Linked DNA regions of Homo sapiens: region 1 is linked to region 2. A link is a contact called in ENCODE Hi-C or POLR2A ChIA-PET data. All regions are on one chromosome and are shown on one strand. Each heading gives the region's core, a stretch centred on a gene start or an enhancer-like site at or near the end of the contact. The rest is flanking DNA. Distances are from core to core; before and after follow the strand shown. Region 1 holds the start of SNHG7 (small nucleolar RNA host gene 7). Region 2 holds the start of PTGDS (prostaglandin D2 synthase).

What was found. A loop is a pair of places that touch in the nucleus more often than their neighbours do. ChIA-PET counts read pairs that join two places held with the same protein, here RNA polymerase II (POLR2A). Pooled maps may share reads with other maps.
Region 1: a pooled map shows a loop between it and region 2 (3-fold over the local background). The contact joins the promoter of SNHG7 here to the promoter of PTGDS in region 2. A Hi-C loop is called at or near these places in 1 of 50 pooled maps. POLR2A ChIA-PET finds 5 or more read pairs at or near these places in 6 of 52 experiments (A673, AG04450, HEK293 and 3 more).

Annotation. Positions count from the first base shown.
Region 1 is chr9:136,726,414-136,730,937 of GRCh38, forward strand. SNHG7 (small nucleolar RNA host gene 7) reads right to left here and starts at 1,771. Exons shown (of 5, transcript NR_024543.1): 1 at 1,468-1,771; 2 at 633-673; 3 at 1-3. It overlaps LOC124900276 (cuticle collagen 2-like), which reads right to left and starts at 1,771. Exons shown (of 5, transcript XM_047424334.1): 1 at 1,468-1,771; 2 at 633-673; 3 at 1-3. SNORA17A (small nucleolar RNA, H/ACA box 17A) reads right to left here and starts at 466; the gene lies at 334-466. RefSeq lists silencers at 1,519-2,198, 2,352-2,521 and an enhancer at 2,969-3,118.
Region 2 is chr9:136,975,961-136,980,969 of GRCh38, forward strand. It overlaps PTGDS (prostaglandin D2 synthase), which reads left to right and starts at 1,544. Exons shown (of 7, transcript NM_000954.6): 1 at 1,544-1,732; 2 at 3,033-3,172; 3 at 3,263-3,339; 4 at 3,986-4,102; 5 at 4,223-4,324; 6 at 4,873-4,895. The coding sequence starts at 1,619. The coding sequence ends at 4,895. It also overlaps LOC124902312. RefSeq lists an enhancer at 2,604-3,583.

The DNA.
Region 1 (4,524 bases), core at 521-3,020, 250 kb before region 2:
ATGCTTGGCAAAGAATCAAGAACACAAGCGGCTGCCGTTACTGCTATTAACCGAGACGCCAGCAAACCCTTCCCCAGTCCTGTCCTGCGTGATCCTGACACGGTGTACGGCATGATCCAGCGCGTACCTCACCTGACCTGACCGATCCTCACAGGTTCTTAAAACTCACTCATGAAGGCTGCTCCTGGTGAAGGCACCCTCCACCTTCCCACTATCCCTTCAGACCCCTAGAGGCCAGCCTAGCCCAGCGCGAGAGTTAGAAAGCCCACTCACAGGGCCCACCCTCTCTCCCAGATACCAGCGAAGGAAAACAGATGCCTGTCCACAAAACAGGAGTGTGAGACTATCAAACATTCAAACGTTCACGGGGCAGAACGCTGAGCGTAGACATAGCCTCTCTAATCTCTGCCACCTAATGACACAGATGTGACACGGCAGCCACAGCTGCAACGCCTCTAGGGGCAGTGTCCTGTTGAAGACTAAATAATCCGTTTTTACTCCCCTGGAGACAGCTTCTAGCCTCAATGTGAACACAAGACCGACTGGTCCCTCCAGTCACTTAAGATGTTGCACAGGAGGGCTTAGTTACATTGGAGGATTGACCCTGTTCCAGCTCCAATGCACCAACTTACCCAACACCCCACGCACGTGTCATCTCCAGTGAGCAGACGTCCTAGAGAAAAAAAGAAACCGCAATTTTGTATAAATCTTGCAAACACCACAGAGGAGCATCACATAAACACTGCGTTTTTTGGGAGGCCGAGGCGGGCAGATCACTTGAGGTCAGGAGTTCAAAACCAGCCTGGCCAACACGGTGAAACCCGTCTCTCTAAAAAAAAAAAAAAAAAAAGTTAGCTGGCCTAGTGGCTGGCGCCTGTAATCCCAGCTACTCTGGAGGCTGAAGCAGGAAAGTCGCTTGAACCCAGGAGGCAGAGGTGGTAGTGAGCTGAGATCGCGCCACTGCACTCCAGCCTGGGCAACTGAGACTCTGTCTCGAAAAGAAAAAGACTGCGTTTTGCTGCATCTGGTCTCCAGGAAGGCGGACCAAAGAAGCTCCCTGCCACCAAAAAGCTCACTGTCACAAGGGCCGTTCTAGAAAAATCCGACCCATGTTACTCTCTCCCCTTACTCTACGCTTAATTTGCGGGAGGGGAAGTTGGAGTTACAACACAGTGGCCACGAAACGCGGGCTGCTGATCCCCTGCAGGTATCAAGGGACCAGGACCACGAGGCGGAATGCCCACCAGACAACCGAGCAGTCCTCCTCCCGCCAGAACAGCCTCCCGCTGAGCAGCCACAGTGACAAGGAAACCACCTGACGCAGCATAAGAAATCAATTTTTCAAAGATGCCGACAAACATCTTCCCACAGCCTGAGCGACTCAGGGAAGCAGCGGCAGGAGCGGAAGGGTCGTGGGTGAACGGGGTGCCTTTCTCTAAGATCCGAATTCGCGCACTCAGCTCTCACCAGGCTTCCCGAAGCTTCCTGGCTGGAAACCGCGCAGGGCCGGCAGCGCCCTCTCCACCAAGGGACACACCAGCGGCGCCTCCTCCGCGGCCCGGGCCCCCATCCCGCGGCTCGCGCGGCCAGGACGCCCCAGGTCGGAGCCTGCCCCCACCCCGCACCCGGAGGCCAGCAGCCCAGTCCCCTAGGCCGCGCAGCGCCAGCGAGAGCGAGGCTGCAGGGCGAGGCCCGGTGAGGCGCTCGAGAACTGGCCGGGAGGAGAAGTCAGGCGGCCCACCCGCCACGGCAGCCTCCGGCGCACGCAGAGGACGAGAAGGGAAGCGCCGCGCCTTTTATAGCGCGTACGGCGGCCCGCAAGAGTCAATCCGCCCCGCCCAAGCAGCGCCCCCCAGCGGTCCCCGGCCGTTCAGCTCCCCGCGCCCGCACGTGGGCGCTGCTCAGTGGCTGGCGGGCGGGCGTGTGGGTTCGCCACGCAGAGCAGCGGCAGCGCCGTGACCCGTGTCCTGCACCGCGACCGCCCCACGGGGCCAGCAGCCAGGGCCGCGCCGTTTCCGACCCGCCGGGTGCCGGGCACGCCACGGACACGCGCGGCTCCCCGTTTTCGCGGAGGATTCCCAGGCCGGGTCAGGAGGACGCTCCACGAGCCCGTGGGTCCCGGTGGTCCCAGCCATTGGGGCGGCTCCCGTGACTGTCGAGCAGCGCCCACCCCGGGCAGCATGGGGCTCCCGCGACGCGCTCCGTCCCTTCCCCACCAGGGGCTCTGCCGGTGTCGGCCATGGGCGCGGGTACACACCAGGCGCCTAATGAGTGCTGAGGCGGGCGAGGGTCCCGGCAGGCGGGATTACCGCGGCCAGGCCTGACTAGCGCCCTGTCTGCGCTGTGTCCTGGGACCTCGGTCACCGCGCAGGGCGGGACACCGAGGCCTCGCGGCCAAGCGACTCGCCGCGGTCGCCGGGCTGCGAACGGTGGAGCCGCCGGGACTCGGACCAGGACGCGAGCTCCAGAGCAGGGGATGACAGGCCTGAGCCGCAGGGGCCGGGAGGAAGGCCGCGCTGCTGTCCTGGGGCTGGGCAGCCTCCGCATTGCACAGCGCAGACCGCTCTAGCCTTAGGCCTGGAGGGGACACCAGGAGATGAGGCTTCTGGCTCAGCCTGCTCTCTGCAGCCACAGGCAAAGGCCAGGAAGGCCGGGGTGCGGGAGCTGGCATAGGAGCTGGCTCCAGCTCGGGTACTGGCTTAGAGGGAGCAGGAGCTGGTGATAAATTCAACTCAAATTTTCATTGCCTTTGCAAAGCCAGAAAACACCCCAGGGCTCCTAAGAAAAGCCCCAGCGCAGGACCCCAGGACACTTTGCAACTGGGCTGCAACTGCGCGGTCTGAGGCTCCTCCCTGTGTGGCCCCACCAGCAGGCTGGGTTCTAGCTCTGGTGTTGGGGCTGGAGCTGGCACCACAGCAGGCTCCACCTCCAGAGATGGTGCAGGCTCTGTCCTAGCACTGACACGGTTGTTGGAGACAAGCTGGCTCTGCCCCGGGGACCGATGCTCTGGAGCTGCCTCTAGCTGTGTTGCTGTTGCTAGTCTTTGCCCTGGGAAAAGTGTCAGAGCTGGTCCTAGCTCTGGATATGGTGCTAGAGCTGGTTCTTGATTGGATTTCGCTCTAGAGCTGGCAGGAACTCTGGCTCTCGTTCTGAAGCTGGTGCAGGTCTGAGATGGCTGTAGCTCTGGAGCTGCCTCTAATTCTGGTTCTGGTTGTGGAATCAGCCATCGCTTTATATCTGGTGCCAGCTCTGGCTCTGGAGGTGGTGCTGCAGCTGGCCCTTCCTCTGAACCTGGCACTGGCTTGAGGTCTACACCTGGAACTGGCTGAAACTCTGGAAGTGGTTTTGGAGCCGGTGCCCGAGCAGTCACCGGAGGTGGCACCAGATTTGGTGATAGAGCTGCCTCTGTTTCTGGAGTAGGTGGTAGAGCTGGTGCGGCAGCTGGAGTGAGATCTGGAGTTGTGCTGGCTGTGGCCATAGTTCTTGAGCTGGTACAGGAACCCGCACTGGTGTGAGCCGCGGTGCTGAAGCTGGGCCTGTAGCTGATGCTGGCCCTGGCTCTTTTTCTGAACCTGATGCTGATATTTGGCCCTAACCATGCAAATGGTTTTGGAACTGGTCCTGGCTAGAGGGCGGATGCTGGAGCTATAGTGGAGCCGGCACAGAAGTGACCAGAGCTGCCCCTGTCTCTGGGTGTGCTGCTGGAGCTGTTGCTGGAGCTGGCTCTGATCCTGGAACTAGCACCCGAGTTGTAGCCGGAGCTGGCTCTACCTTCTGAGCTGGTGCAGGAGTTGGCTGTAGCTCTGTAGCTAGTGAAAGCTCTAGCTGTGGAGAGAGGGCAAGAGACATCTCCTCCTTCAGAGATACTGAGTCCATTGCACCCGACCCAGCACTTGCTCCATGCTGCGGGGTAGATCTACCAAGCACTTACTGAAACCAGTATGCATAGCCCCGGAGCAGACCATGACCTGCTGAGACCCAGGAGAGGACCTGAGCCCCAGCACCTGAGAGAGGAGCTACCCCATGACAGTGGGGTACTTAGAAGGTGGAGATGTCACATCCCCTGCCCCAGGTCACATGACAGAGGTCAGAGGGTAGGTAGATGGCACTTCTGTGCAGGTCAGCCCAGGCTAGGTGCGGTGGCTCACGCCTGTAAGGCCAACACTTTGGGAGGCTGAGGCGGGCGGATCACCTGAGGTCAGGAGTTCATGACCATCCTGGCCAACATGGTGAAACCCTGTCTCTACTAAAAATACAAAAATTAGCCGGGCATAGTGACGCAACCCTGTAATCCCAGCTACTTGGGAGGCTGAGGTGGGAGAATGGCGTGAACCCGGGAGGCGGAGTTTGCAGTGAGCCAAGATCGAGCCTTTGCACTCCAGCCTGGGCGACAGAGCGTCTCAAAAAAACAAAAAAAAAAATTCTGGAGAAGATGATGGGGGTGATGGTCGCACGACAATGTGAATGTACTTAATGCCACTGGAGTGTGCACTTAAAAATGGTTAGGGCAGGCCGGGCGCAGTG
Region 2 (5,009 bases), core at 294-2,793:
CGGCAGCCCCCAGCTCTGTAGCTGAGCCAGGCTTGCGGGCCACGCGGGGTCCCGGGTTTAGGCACCCCACCCCTATCTGTTCCAACAGACTCTCCCTCTCAGCCCATGGCACAGATGGCATCTGAGCTAGCAGCACGCTGCTGCTTCAGGCAGGGGTTGATAGGAGGTCCAGGTGGAGGAGTGGGTTCTCAGGACTGCCTTGGCCCCCCTGCACCGCTGCCCTCCTTCTCCCTGCCTCTCAGGTGCCTCCCGGCTCCCTGGGACTCACTCCCTCACCTTGGCCTCTGCCTGGGATGCTACCCGGCCACCCCCACCAGCCCTGACACCAGTGCTGCCCACTAGCCCCTGCTGCTACATAGGCATGCGCCTCCCCCAGTCTGGGCTCCTTGACCCCCGGGCACTGGGGAAGGGGAACAAGGAAGCAGTCCACACCAGCCCACTCCCAGGGCTCGTGCGCCCCCAGCAAGGGATGGGCCACAGAATCCAGGAAGAAGACGGGCTCCGGCCCCCAGTGGTCGCCAGCAGCCCCGTAGAAGCTCACCACCCCACCCCATCCGACTCACTCCTGCTCTCATGTACATTTCCCAGCTCCCCACCCGGGCTCACCTTCAGACCAGCGGCAGCGCTCACCCACCACGCCTGCCAGGGAAGCTCAGTCCCAACAGAATCCAGAGAGGGCCCACCACATGTGCCTGCCTGTGACGGCCTGTGACAGGGCCCCAGCCAGGGCCAACGAGCTGGAGGGGCCCAAGGAGCTGGGTGCAGCGCTGGGGTAACAGGACAGCCCCACGGGGTGCTCCCGAGTCTGGACCAGACTCGGGGTGGGGAGGCCCAGACTCGGCGGGGGGCAGACTTGGGGTGGGGGGATTGCTGGGGGAAGTTGGGGCCTCTGGCAAGGGATAGGGCCTGTGCTCAAGCCCAAAGGTGCCCCAGGCTGAAATGGGCACCCAGGGGTCACTATCAGAGCCCCAACAGCTGGCCATGGGGGAAGCCATGCCCAGCAAACCTGGCCCTCGGGACCCTGCGGGCCAGATCAAGTTTCTCTACCTTGGCCTGAGCTTCTCATCAACACTTCACTTGCTGGGCGTTTCAGGACCAAACTCTCAGGGTGGAAGTGGGGCTTGTGTCCCCTTCTGGGGTGGCAGGGCTCGGAAAGGGAATGATGGTAGGGGCTGTGAGATGTGGGTCCTGGCCCCCAGTGGGAAGTCACCAGAGGCCTCGGAGGCGGGCATGGCTGAGGAACACAGCCCCTGCCCTATCAGGGCCGCTGGGTTGGTGGGCCCTGCCAGCAGGAGGAGGGTGGGCAAGGTCCCTGCCAGCTCTGTCTCTGGGACCAGTGGGCAGGGGCCTCTGCCTCACCCCCACGCTGCCTCAGCTGGGGCAGCAGGCCCAGGCCTCTTGCATAAGCGCCCTGTGGGGGACGAGGCTGCAGCTGTGCCTGGCCACCCCATCCCCCAGCATCACGAGTGTTCAGTGGGCTGTCCCCGGGCCCTGGGTGGAGGCCAAGCCTGGCCCATAAATAGGGGTCTCCTCAGTGCCCTCCGCTCCTCCTGCACACCTCCCTCGCTCTCCCACACCACTGGCACCAGGCCCCGGACACCCGCTCTGCTGCAGGAGAATGGCTACTCATCACACACTGTGGATGGGACTGGCCCTGCTGGGGGTGCTGGGCGACCTGCAGGCAGCACCGGAGGCCCAGGTCTCCGTGCAGCCCAACTTCCAGCAGGACAAGGTGAGGGGCTTTCCTGCGTCATCCCCAAGGGCTACAGGACCCTGTCAGGGGAAGGGCACTTTCCGGCTGGGTCTTCCCCCTGGGAGGAGTGAGCGAAGTCCCGCAGTGCCGGGCAGTGCCGGCCAGGGACTGAGCGGGCGCGCAGGAAGGAGGCTGGGTAGCCGCCCGAGGAGGCTGCCCGCGAGAAGCCCTCCCTGGGCACCGCGTCCCGTCTCCCCTGATGGGCCACGCAGACACCGGGCCACACACGCGCCCACGCCAGCCAGACACGTCCACCCCTGTGGGCACGCGACCCCCAGAGGACACACGAGCGCACGTTCCACACCTGGGTGCCAGGACACGGGCGGGTGGGGCACAGGGATGGCGACAAACACTCCGTGCGCGGTGGGGGTTGGGAGGGACGCGCACCGCACAGACAGCCGGCGACGCGCGCTCTCGCCCGGGAGCTGCTCGGGGAAGCGCCGGAGCGCGGGTCCCCGCGCCGCGCGCCCCTCCCTGGCGTCGAGGAGAACCCCAGCGGTCCGCAGAGCTGAGCCGAAGACCCGCCCCGATCCCCGCCAGGAATGCGACGTCCTCTGCCGCCCGCTGTATGGGCCAGGCGCTCAGCCAGGGCACAGAATCGGGACCGGGGGCGGAGGGGCCGAAGCTGGCTGGTGGGCGGCGTGCGAGGGTGAGGGACTGTCCTCGGGAGGGGCGTGGCCAGACGGGGGTGCTGGGTGTCAGGGGCGTGGCCAGCTTCTGGGGCTGAGGCGTGAGGGGCGGGGCCATCTCCGGGGGAGGGGGAAGTGGGGCGTGGTCATCTCCTGGGGCGGGGCGTGAGGGGCGGGGCCACCTCCCGGGGCGGGGCGGGGGCCTGATGGGCGTGGTCAGCTCCTGGGGCGGGGACGTGAGGGGCGGGGTCAGCTCCTAGGGGGGCATGGGGCGTGAGGGGCGCGGTCAGTTCCCTGGTTGTGGACATGAAGGGCGGGGCCAGCTCTTGGGGCGGGGTCGTGAGGGGCGTGGTCAGCTCCTGGGGCGGGGATGTGAGGGGCGGGGTCATCTCCTGGGGCGGGGATGTGAGGGGCGTGGTCAGCTCCTGGGGCGGAGATGTGAGGGGCGGGGTCATCTCCTGGGGCGGGGATTGAGGGGCGGGGGTCAGTTCCTGGGGCGGGGCGTGAGGGGCGTGGCTGCTCGGGGGATTGGGCGTGGGGGCGGGGCCGGGTTGGAGACCGGAGGAGTAGACGGCAGAGGCGCCCCCGCAGGTAGGCGCAGGTGGGTCCGGAGGGTCCTGGCCGACGCGGGTGGGGGTCGCTCGCCGCAGTTCCTGGGGCGCTGGTTCAGCGCGGGCCTCGCCTCCAACTCGAGCTGGCTCCGGGAGAAGAAGGCGGCGTTGTCCATGTGCAAGTCTGTGGTGGCCCCTGCCACGGATGGTGGCCTCAACCTGACCTCCACCTTCCTCAGGTGGGACAGCGGGCAGGTGGGTTTCTGGGACGGAGAGGTCCAGGGACACCCTCGGGCCTAACCCCTGACCCTGAGGTCACCCACCTACAGGAAAAACCAGTGTGAGACCCGAACCATGCTGCTGCAGCCCGCGGGGTCCCTCGGCTCCTACAGCTACCGGAGTCCCCGTGAGTGGGGCCTCCACCGGCCCCCTGGGCCCAGCCTGGGGGCGACACTTGCCGGGACGACTCTGGGCCAGCCCCCTGCCGCGGAGATCCATGGGGTGGGAGGTGATGGCTGCCCCACCAGCGTCAGAGGCAAAGGCCAGGCCTGGGCGTGACTACCCATGCACAAGTGTTAGGGACAGAGAGACCCTTCCTCCAGGGGGTTGGATCCTCTCTGGAGCCCACCATTGTCTTGTCAGGCCCCTTCCCTGCCCTCTGGAGTTTTCCCCACATAAGCAGCCCCCCAAGGCCCCTCCATATGCCTCCTCCCAATTCTCCTCCCCAGGACCCAGGGGTTTCCTCACTCCCACCTGGGGAATGGCTCCCACGGGGAAACCTCTTCACTTCCGGTTCTGGCAGCGACTTCTGCGGCTGCACCAGGAATCCTGGTTTTCTGAGCCTGGCTCCCCCAGATTCTGGTTTGGGGACAGGGTTCACAGGCTGTGCAGGCGAGAGCAGGGCACTGGCTGGAGAGCAGCCGGGTGGGGGAGCATCCCGGGCCAGCCGAGGGGCTGAGTGCCCCCAAAGCCCACAGGTGCACCCCTTCCCTGAAGCAGAGGTGAGGTTTGGGGGGCTGAGTCCCCGACAGGGTTGTCTCTTGGGTTCCCAGACTGGGGCAGCACCTACTCCGTGTCAGTGGTGGAGACCGACTACGACCAGTACGCGCTGCTGTACAGCCAGGGCAGCAAGGGCCCTGGCGAGGACTTCCGCATGGCCACCCTCTACAGTACGTGCCCCGTGGACGCCGCCCACACGCAGGCCTGACCAGAGGGGGCTCCCCAAGACCCAGGGCAGGGCACACAGCATCCCCCCCGCTGAGGCCAGCTCCGTCTCCACCCTGTCCCAGGCCGAACCCAGACCCCCAGGGCTGAGTTAAAGGAGAAATTCACCGCCTTCTGCAAGGCCCAGGGCTTCACAGAGGATACCATTGTCTTCCTGCCCCAAACCGGTGAGGGGTCCTAATCTGATGGGGAGAGGATCAAGGTCAGATTAGAGGCAGGCAGGCAGTCTCCTGACTGGGGGAGGCAGAGGGGAGGAGGTGGCCCCGCCCTGCTCGAGGCCTGGGCCAGGGACAGAGGGGGTGAGTGTTCAAGTCAGAACCTCCCTCCCGCAGCCCCTTCATGAGGAGCCCCCTCCATGGGGGACATGGAGACCAGGCGCCCACTCTGTGCCAGGCCCCAGCAGCTCCCAGGATGTGGGGCTTCAGCCTGGTGGGGGGCATAGGGTAGAGGGTGCCCATGGGGGATACAGGGGAACCAACCATACTGGGCTCAGGCACAGCCTCCTAGGGGTGGACAGCCTGCTCTTGGCAGAGGTGGAGAAAGACCCTCTCTTTGTTTCCAGTGCCCAGGGAGAGGTGGGAGGTGATGGGGGATCTGTGCAGTTTGGGGGCTCAGTCAAGACGAGCTCTGCGTTACGGGAGGAACAGGAAGCCCAGTGGGAAAATTGGCCTAAGTCTGGGGTTCTGACGACAGCCCCTGGCTTCTTTCTTGGCAGATAAGTGCATGACGGAACAATAGGTGAGCCACTCCATTCATTCATTCATTCATTCATTCATTCATTCATTCAACACACATCCACCCAACCCACTCTGCGATGGGATGGATCAGGGCCCCAGGACAGCCTGGTGCTGC